Regions from separate parts of the Homo sapiens genome. Here region 2 is linked to region 1. The links are chromatin contacts, found by Hi-C or POLR2A ChIA-PET in ENCODE. All regions are on one chromosome and are shown on one strand. The core of a region is the stretch at or near the end of the contact, and the rest is flanking DNA. Distances in the headings are between cores, read along the strand shown.

Region 1 (3,860 bases), core at 1,336-3,835:
GTCACACCCATTCCCGTAACTTCTCCCAGCATGCAAGAACTAGAGGCCACTGCCCAGCCTCTGAGTCAATGCCAGGTTGTTCTCTAGAATAGGCTGCTCCTGACCCAGTAACCAGCTCCGGAAGTTTCCAGGCTTCTCAAAGGAGCCTTCTTCTTTGAAGGCTCCCACTTAGTGTTCTTGTCCCGTATTTATATGTCAATGCAATTCTCTCTTTCCTGCTGATCAAGCCATTCTGTTCATGGGTGGCATGGAAGAGGTCATAACCTCTGCAACCCTTCTATGTGTCAAGAAAGACCTCTAGACTCTGCTGATGAAATACGTGACCCTAATTGCCTCTCCATGCCAATGGCAGACTCATTCCCTGGCTGTTTCTGACATTACCACCAGCTGAGCTAAACCAACAGGACCCAAGTTCCTCAGGGAGCACATTGTTTGGGCAATTAGTGGTTGAGCTCCATGGAAGTGTGATCCATGACTGTTGCTATGTAACAAACTGTCCCAAACTTAGTGGTATTAAACAACCATGTTATTATGCTCATGGATTCTGTGGGTCAGGAGTTTGGAAAAGACACGGTGGAAATGGCTTGTCTCTGTTCTTTGATGACTGTGACATAGGCTGGCAAGACCTGCGGGCTATGCCTGGCTCAGTGACTGGGCTCCAGGAACATCCGAAGCCTTGGGCACTTGCATGACTGGCAGTGGATGCTGCCTCTCGGTCAGGACCTCAGTGAGACTGGCAGCTGGTGCATCTACATGTGTCCATGTGGTTGCCCAGGCTTCCTTCTTCCCCACATGGAGACTGCATCCCAAGAGTGAGCAAGGCAAGGTGTGTGACTTTTTATGATCTAGTCTTGGAAGTTGCCTCTTCACTTTTTCTGTATTCTATTAGTCAACATAGCCATAAAGGTCTGCTCAGGTTCAAGAAGAGCAGACCCATTATTCAATCGGAGGAGTGTCAAATAATTTGTAGATTAAAAAAATATATGTTTGACACATTCAGTAATGCTGGGTTCCTGTCATTTTTTCTGGCATGTGGCTGGCACCTAACTGATTCATTTGACTGAATGCTCCAACTAGAATCATCACGCGATGTTCTTTTGTCCCCAACATGAAGAGAGTGCTCGGGTGACATTCCATGTATGCCAGCTGCATTGCACCAATTCTTTGGTTGTGACTGTGTGAATAGTTGCAGGCATCATTCTGTGCAGTTTCAAATACATTAGGCTCATTTAAGCCCCTACAAACCCCGTGAAACAGGAAAGAAGAACATACTCCCACTCCCTTCCCAAGATTAAAACAAAATCCAGAATCTCTAAGCAAGGCCAATTGGTACTCAATTTTATCCCAAACCTGGTTTTCCACCAAAAGTTCTCTCATTTCATTTGTAGCTGTTTACTTTGCTGCTCCTGAATCCTTGGGAGGTAGAATTAAAGTTTCTGGGTGATGTTTTATTAAACATTTAAAGGAGAGGGGGCTCCTTTACAGCAGAGGCTTGCAAGCAGGTACAATTTTGCCCTCCAGGGAACATTTGGTAATATCTGGAGATACTGTTGATGATCACAACTAGGGGGTGGGTGCTGCTGGCATCTAGTGGGCAGAGGCCAGTGATGCTGCTGAACTTCCTGTAATGTACAGGATGCTCCCCCACACCAAAGAATTATGTGGCCCAAAATAGTGCCACTGTTGAGAAACGCTACTTTACAGGGGGTTTTATAATCCTTCTAATAAAATGAGGAAACTGGGGTTCAGAGAAGCTGAGTGACTTGCTTAAGATTCTACGACTAGTAAGTGATGAGCCAGAATGTAGACTCTCATCTTGAGATCTTCGGTCTCATGTCTTTATTTCCTATGGTACTTGAGCTGGCCTTGCCACCTGCCTGTAGAGAGAGGACTTGGAGTGGGGAGTGGGTATTCTTGCTTTCCTGGAATTCTGGGCATCCACCACACCCATCTAATAAGCAGAAGTCACTGGGATGGACATTGTGCTCCTGCAGTTTTCTTTACTCATTAGGATCCAGGGGCAGGGCTTACATGAGCAGAGTGAAGATTTCGGTAAGGCCTGGGTGGGAACTGGACTCTAACCTCCCAGATCGAGACTTGTAAATAACAACTGAAAAACTAGAGTACAGGGTGTGTGTGTGTGTGTGTGTGTGTGTGTTGTGTGTGTGTGTGGGGGGGGGGGTTCTGGGTGTGGTGTGGGAGGGAAGTAAGATCTTATCCCACAACAATAAGCAAACAGCTAATTACTTGTAATTTTGGAGATAATTGTTTTCTCCTCCTGCAAACATGCCAAACAGGAAATTAATTTAAACCCCAGAAAGTTCGAATCATCTGCAGATTGTCAGGAAAGAAACACTCATTATCCCCTTAGAGCCCCCATCATATCTAACAGGCAGGCTGAAAAGTGCAGCTGCAGCACAGGGCTGCCACCTCTGTGCGAGGTCCCCCCACTGGCTGGTGGCTGGAGAGTAACAGGACGGAGCCTCTAGCAGAGGCAGGACCGAGGCAGGCAGACGGGGCCCAGCTTCCCATTGACACCTGATTCATGCCACCTGATGCAGAATGTCTCACTGTGAGTCATCCTTGCTGATAGACCTATTCATCACTTTGAATTCCATGTCAGTGCAAGAGCTGGCTTCATTCGGCCTTGGATAAATGAGTCTTCAGGTAATAGATGACAGTTAAAATATCAGGCAAATGTTATCTCCAGTGAAAGACTTGGCTTTGCCCGCTTAGTCTGTTTTGCTTCTCAGCTTAAGGCAGTCTCTCTTCACTTCTAAGAGGGAGGATGAACACAATCCAGATTGTTCATTTAGATGAAGCATCTTCCTCCTCCTAACTTCTCACTGCTCGTGGGCCCGAGTTCACCAGGGAAAGCCTTCTAGGGTTGAGCAACAGAACAAAAGGAATGGGCTGCCCTGCCTTCCGAACCCAAGCAACCCGTGCATACAGTGTTTTAACTGTTCTGGAAAGAATGAAGCATTCATAAGCCCTTCCATTTTCAAGAAAAAAATTTCCTGTGACATTTTAATCCCCTTTTGTGCTGGAGAATTTTTAGAGTTTTCTCCTGCCAGTCATCTCAAATGTTTTGTATCTTTCCCTTTTAGCTGAATTGCGTATTATGAGCCATGACCCACAATAAAAAATAATGCCACTGTTATTGAATGAAAGTCTCGTTCTTTGGGTTATTCTGGGCTATGGGGTCAGCATATAAATGCTGACCTCTGAAAGTCCAAAGATGTTATCTAGTTGAGGCTTATGCCGGGAGAACAAAAATGAGCTGTGAGATGAAAATGACCACCTGGGATCTCCAATTTGGTTTATGTTTCCGTGAAATAGTTTCTATAAATGATATGAGTGGGTGCCACTGCATTTTCTCTAAAAGGAGCGCTGGCTTATTTCTGAGATCTCTTGTCTGTGTATGGAATTTTTGTAGTTACTCTCTATCTAAATTGGGGTTCTCAATCTCCCCACTATCGACATTTGGGGGCCAGGTAATTGTTTTTTGTGGGGACTGTCCTATGCATTGTGGGATGCTAAGAGGCATCCATAGTTTTTACCTCTGGATACCAGAAGAGATCTAACCCACAAGTTGTGAAAACCAAACATGTCTCCAGACATTGCCCTGTGTTCTCAGGGGAGCAAAAATCCCTGCAGATGAGAACCATTGAGCTAAATAAAAATAAGGATCCCTAGATAGATACAAATGAATTCATTCCTTTGTTCAATCTTTTAACAAATGTCTCTTAAATGTCTTCTGTGTACCAGAGTCTTCTTTGAAGATTGTAAATTGAGAGATGACTAGATCATAGTTATTGCCCTATAGGGACTTGGAGAGAAGACAGGCATGAATCTAAATA
Region 2 (3,777 bases), core at 1,081-3,580, 33 kb after region 1:
AGGCCAGCCTGAGTAAGCCCTCATGTGTGTTATAGGAGTCCCAGGACTACGAAGCACCAGAGCTCATACCCAGTCTAAAGAAAGCCACTCAGCCACCACCCATGTGCCAGGCCTGAGCCTCGTCTCCCTGGTGCCTTGTGCAATGTATGGCACAGTGAGAGCCTGGCCCTGCTGTCCTGAAAATCTTCACCCTGTCCAGGGCCTTATGCACCGATGGCTGCCAAGTCAGCAGCTTGAGGGCCTGACCAGCCCCTCATCTCCACTCCCAGCCCATTGCCATTGAGACTTTCTTCACTGTGTCTCACCCTTGAGATAAACTTGAAGTTACAACTGTCCTTTATCACTCACTCAGCCAACTGAGGAGTGTCCTGAGATGCAGGACTTTAAGTTTTAAAACTGGGATGGTAGGTCATCCTATATATAGCCCAACTTAAACTCTATCTCCTTCTAAGCTAGTGTCCCAATCTCTCCAGTTGGAAATAAGTATTATTTTCTCTCTTCTTTATATGCCCACAACATTCTGACTATGCCCGTATCTTGGCACTTCACAGGTATTAGAGTTCTTTCCCAAGTGTTTCTGCTTCCTTCACCAGGTTCTTAGCATCTTGCAGTTATGGTTCTTCCATCCTCCTCAGTGCCTCGCTGGCACTTTGCACATCAGGGGTACTTAAGAGTACTTTGCATAAACTGAACAAATTAATCATTCAAACATAAAATGAGTAAAGACCGACCTTACGTGTCATAATGGACTAAGTAAACAGTGTTTTAGAAGAGATAATGTGATTCTCAGATGAATCAACATGAGGATAACAGGAAATAGGCTGAGATTTCAGCAAAAGAGAATTCTTGTGCATCAGAAAGCAGCCCTTGACCGGAAAGGGTGATGAAAAAAAGTGGATATAGCTTACAAAAGAAGATTATGAAAGCTCCACTCTCAAAATCATTCAGCAGTATCCCAGCATTCATGAATGTTTGTTTAAAATGAAGATTTTTCTGAAATAAAGGGCTGGGCAAAGTAATGTTGGAGGCAGTGTTCAGGCAGGCTGCCTCCAGGAAACCCAGGGTGCCAGGATGAGTATTCTCCCTATTTCTACCAGAGCAGCCACGCCTCTTCTTCTTTCTAACCAAGGTAGGATGTGCATGTACTGGCTTTTTCCTGTCCAAGTTGTGGCTGTTTAGGTTTAGAAGTCAAGAGCGTGACAGTAAAACTAACTAGCTGCAGATGATGATCTTATGTTGCAGCTGAATACTTTTCCAATACAAGATTTATCTGGGGACATAAGACTCAGTGAATTACCATTTGCCATGGTCTTCACTGGAGAACGATGGCTACAATCTCCTTCTTCCCCATGTGGACTGACCATCTGCTCCCAATAATTGCAAATTCGCTTCCAGGCCTCATAATGTCTCCCTGTGTTCTTGCTTGTCTTTGAAATGCCTCAGGCAACTGCTCTTCTCTCCAATGGAGCAGCCACAACAGCTGTGGGATTCACTAGGGTTTGTCTCTGCTCCATTTCTGGCAGCAGGCAACCACCACTAAGCCACTCTCCAAAAAAGCCTGCAAATTGTGAACCCATTAAGGTTTAACTCCTGGGGGACAACAAAGAGAGCTGCCTTTGAATGTGAGCTCTGTGTGCCTCACTGAGGCTTCTGGCACAGGGGCTTGTCCTCAGGGCCAGGGTGATGCGTAGGGAAAGTTACAAGCTTCTGAGGGAATATTTTCACAGGTTTTCCAAACAAAGGGTTCTTTCTTCCAACCCCATACAACTCTCTTCTGATTGCTAATTAACCAAAGCTAGTGAAAAACAGGCCATTTCTGTAAATAGACTAGAAGTAGTGTGTGTGTGTGGTGTGTGTGCACGCGTGCACTCGCGTGTCCATGCCTGGCACGGGTGATGTGACTTTTAGTATTTTTCGTCTTTGTTTGTGTTTGTTCAAGCAGACCATGAAATGAATGAAAGTCTGTTTTGAGTTCGACAAGAGATAAAGGGATGTTACAGGGCATCTTGTCCTTCTGGTAATTTTTCCAGTGCTCACGCAGTCTTGCGGTTGTCCTGGCAAATCGAATATGTTAAGTGTTTTGCTTTAAGTTGCCCTCTTTCCTCTTAAGTTGAGAGTTTCCACAGTCTTCACCATAGGGTCGGTTTTGGTCTGTGTCATCTCAGTGTCCTGGCCGTATCTCAACTGTCTTCCCCTGTTTACTTCCATGGAGTCGCTATTTAGGAAGTCCCTTTTCAGCCCATCTGCCTTAAATCACTGCATTGTTTACTTTCCCACCAAGGAGTTTTCCCTCCGTTGGTTGCATGCCTTTTAGATTGAGTATGCATTTGAAGATCTAGAAGCCCATACAGGCTGCTGGCAATTTTTATTCAGGCTGCTTCACCACTTGGTGCAGTCTTCCACCTAGTCAAAGCCTGCCAGAGTCTGCTGGCCTTTTGGAATGGTTGCTGAAGTCTTCAAAGCCCTACTTCTTTTAACTTTGCTTTTGTGGTTACATATGAGTAGTTTCATAAGTTTTGCAATTTGGTATCTTGGAGTTTTGAAACAATGTTGCATTTTGATTATTTTATCCACAATTATGATACTTACTGTGAGGTTACGTACCAATTAGATCCTTGTCTTACTCGTGTCTAATCAATATTTCTTATTTGTTTTAATTCTGGCCTTTTTGGTTATCAGACTCTACGTGATGGGGGAAAAAAGCTCTTCACAGGCCTCTAGTGGACATGTAGTGGAACTGCAGAAATCTTGTATTCGAAGGTGTAAAACTGTGGTGTGACCCATGTCCGAATTAGCAATCACAAACATGTTATTCATTTAGTATTTAATTTAAAGATAAATAGTATGCTTGGAAGCAAGGAAGATAGGGATACTGGTGGAATCAAACTCTTGGTTGACTAACCACAGAATATGACCAGGTTGTCCACTGTCGCCTGTTGTCCTCTGAACTGAGTTTCTTTCACTAAGGAGTCCACACAGTCTCTGTTTTATAACAGGAGCTCAATTTTAACTTCCAAAAAAAAAACACTGTAAATGAACTGTACTCTTAATTCATTTTTTATCAATGATTTTTATGAAGAATGCCTGATATTTTAATAGATTCATAGTTTAAATAAGAAACAATCAGTATGAATGTTTCTTCTCAAAAGAGTTGAAAATAATATGTCTCTATAAAGAAATACATGGGGGAGTAATGTGGTCCAGAGGCAACCTCAGCCTTCGCCAGAGGCTGCAATCCACCAGAATCCACTGGGGCTCCCTCCCAGCCTTCAGTGATTTTCCATGAGCACTCCATGTACTCTTCATGCTTCTGTGCCATGCTTTTATGTTGCCTTTGCCTGAAATAACTCCTCCCTTCCACCACTTCCCCACCTGGCAAAATTCTTCATGTCCTTACAAATCCAAGTCAAATGTTCTTTTTTATTTGCATCTCCCTTCCCCCACCACGCAACTGTTAAAAACTGCTCTGCGTTGTTTCGTTTTACGATCGCACATTCAATCTATCATTATGTTCATTTGTAAAGGGCCTGTCTCTTTCTTCTGATGGGCTTTGAGCTTCTCACATGTTGTCAGGATGGTGTTGTGCTTTGCAGTATTCTCCTCATCACTTTAACCTCAGTACCTGACACAGCTCCTGGCATCTAGTAAAGACTTTTTCAATTAACTGATACTCCTTATGGTGCTTGTCCTAGGAAAAAATGGGAGTGAGGGAAGTGTGCCTCATTTTGTCTTTGGTATCTAGGTTTGCATCCAGCATCTTGCCTCCCTGTTGTACCC

The links. Hi-C counts contacts between places; a loop is a spot of excess contacts on that map. ChIA-PET counts read pairs that join two places held with the same protein, here RNA polymerase II (POLR2A). Pooled maps may share reads with other maps.
Region 2: a map of dorsolateral prefrontal cortex shows a loop between it and region 1 (8-fold over the local background). The contact joins two enhancer-like sites. A Hi-C loop is called at or near these places in 12 of 168 maps with a recorded cell type or tissue (HepG2, aorta, chondrocyte and 6 more) and 8 of 50 pooled maps. POLR2A ChIA-PET finds 5 or more read pairs at or near these places in 9 of 52 experiments (AG04450, Caco-2, HepG2 and 5 more).

What each region holds. Positions count from the first base shown.
Region 1 is chr13:33,260,961-33,264,820 of GRCh38, reverse strand. All of the region lies in intron 1 of STARD13 (StAR related lipid transfer domain containing 13), which reads left to right. Among named protein-coding and RNA genes, the nearest start is that of STARD13-AS, 15 kb to the left of the region's middle. Within about 2 kb of position 2,585, at least 13 of the 41 ENCODE cell types and tissues checked have a DNase peak (open chromatin) inside an H3K27ac peak, as active enhancers do; they include dorsolateral prefrontal cortex, heart left ventricle and sigmoid colon, where a contact is called at or near this core.
Region 2 is chr13:33,227,689-33,231,465 of GRCh38, reverse strand. The region is part of intron 1 of STARD13 (StAR related lipid transfer domain containing 13); the gene reads left to right. Among named protein-coding and RNA genes, the nearest start is that of STARD13-AS, 48 kb to the left of the region's middle. Within about 2 kb of position 2,330, at least 15 of the 41 ENCODE cell types and tissues checked have a DNase peak (open chromatin) inside an H3K27ac peak, as active enhancers do; they include dorsolateral prefrontal cortex, heart left ventricle and sigmoid colon, where a contact is called at or near this core.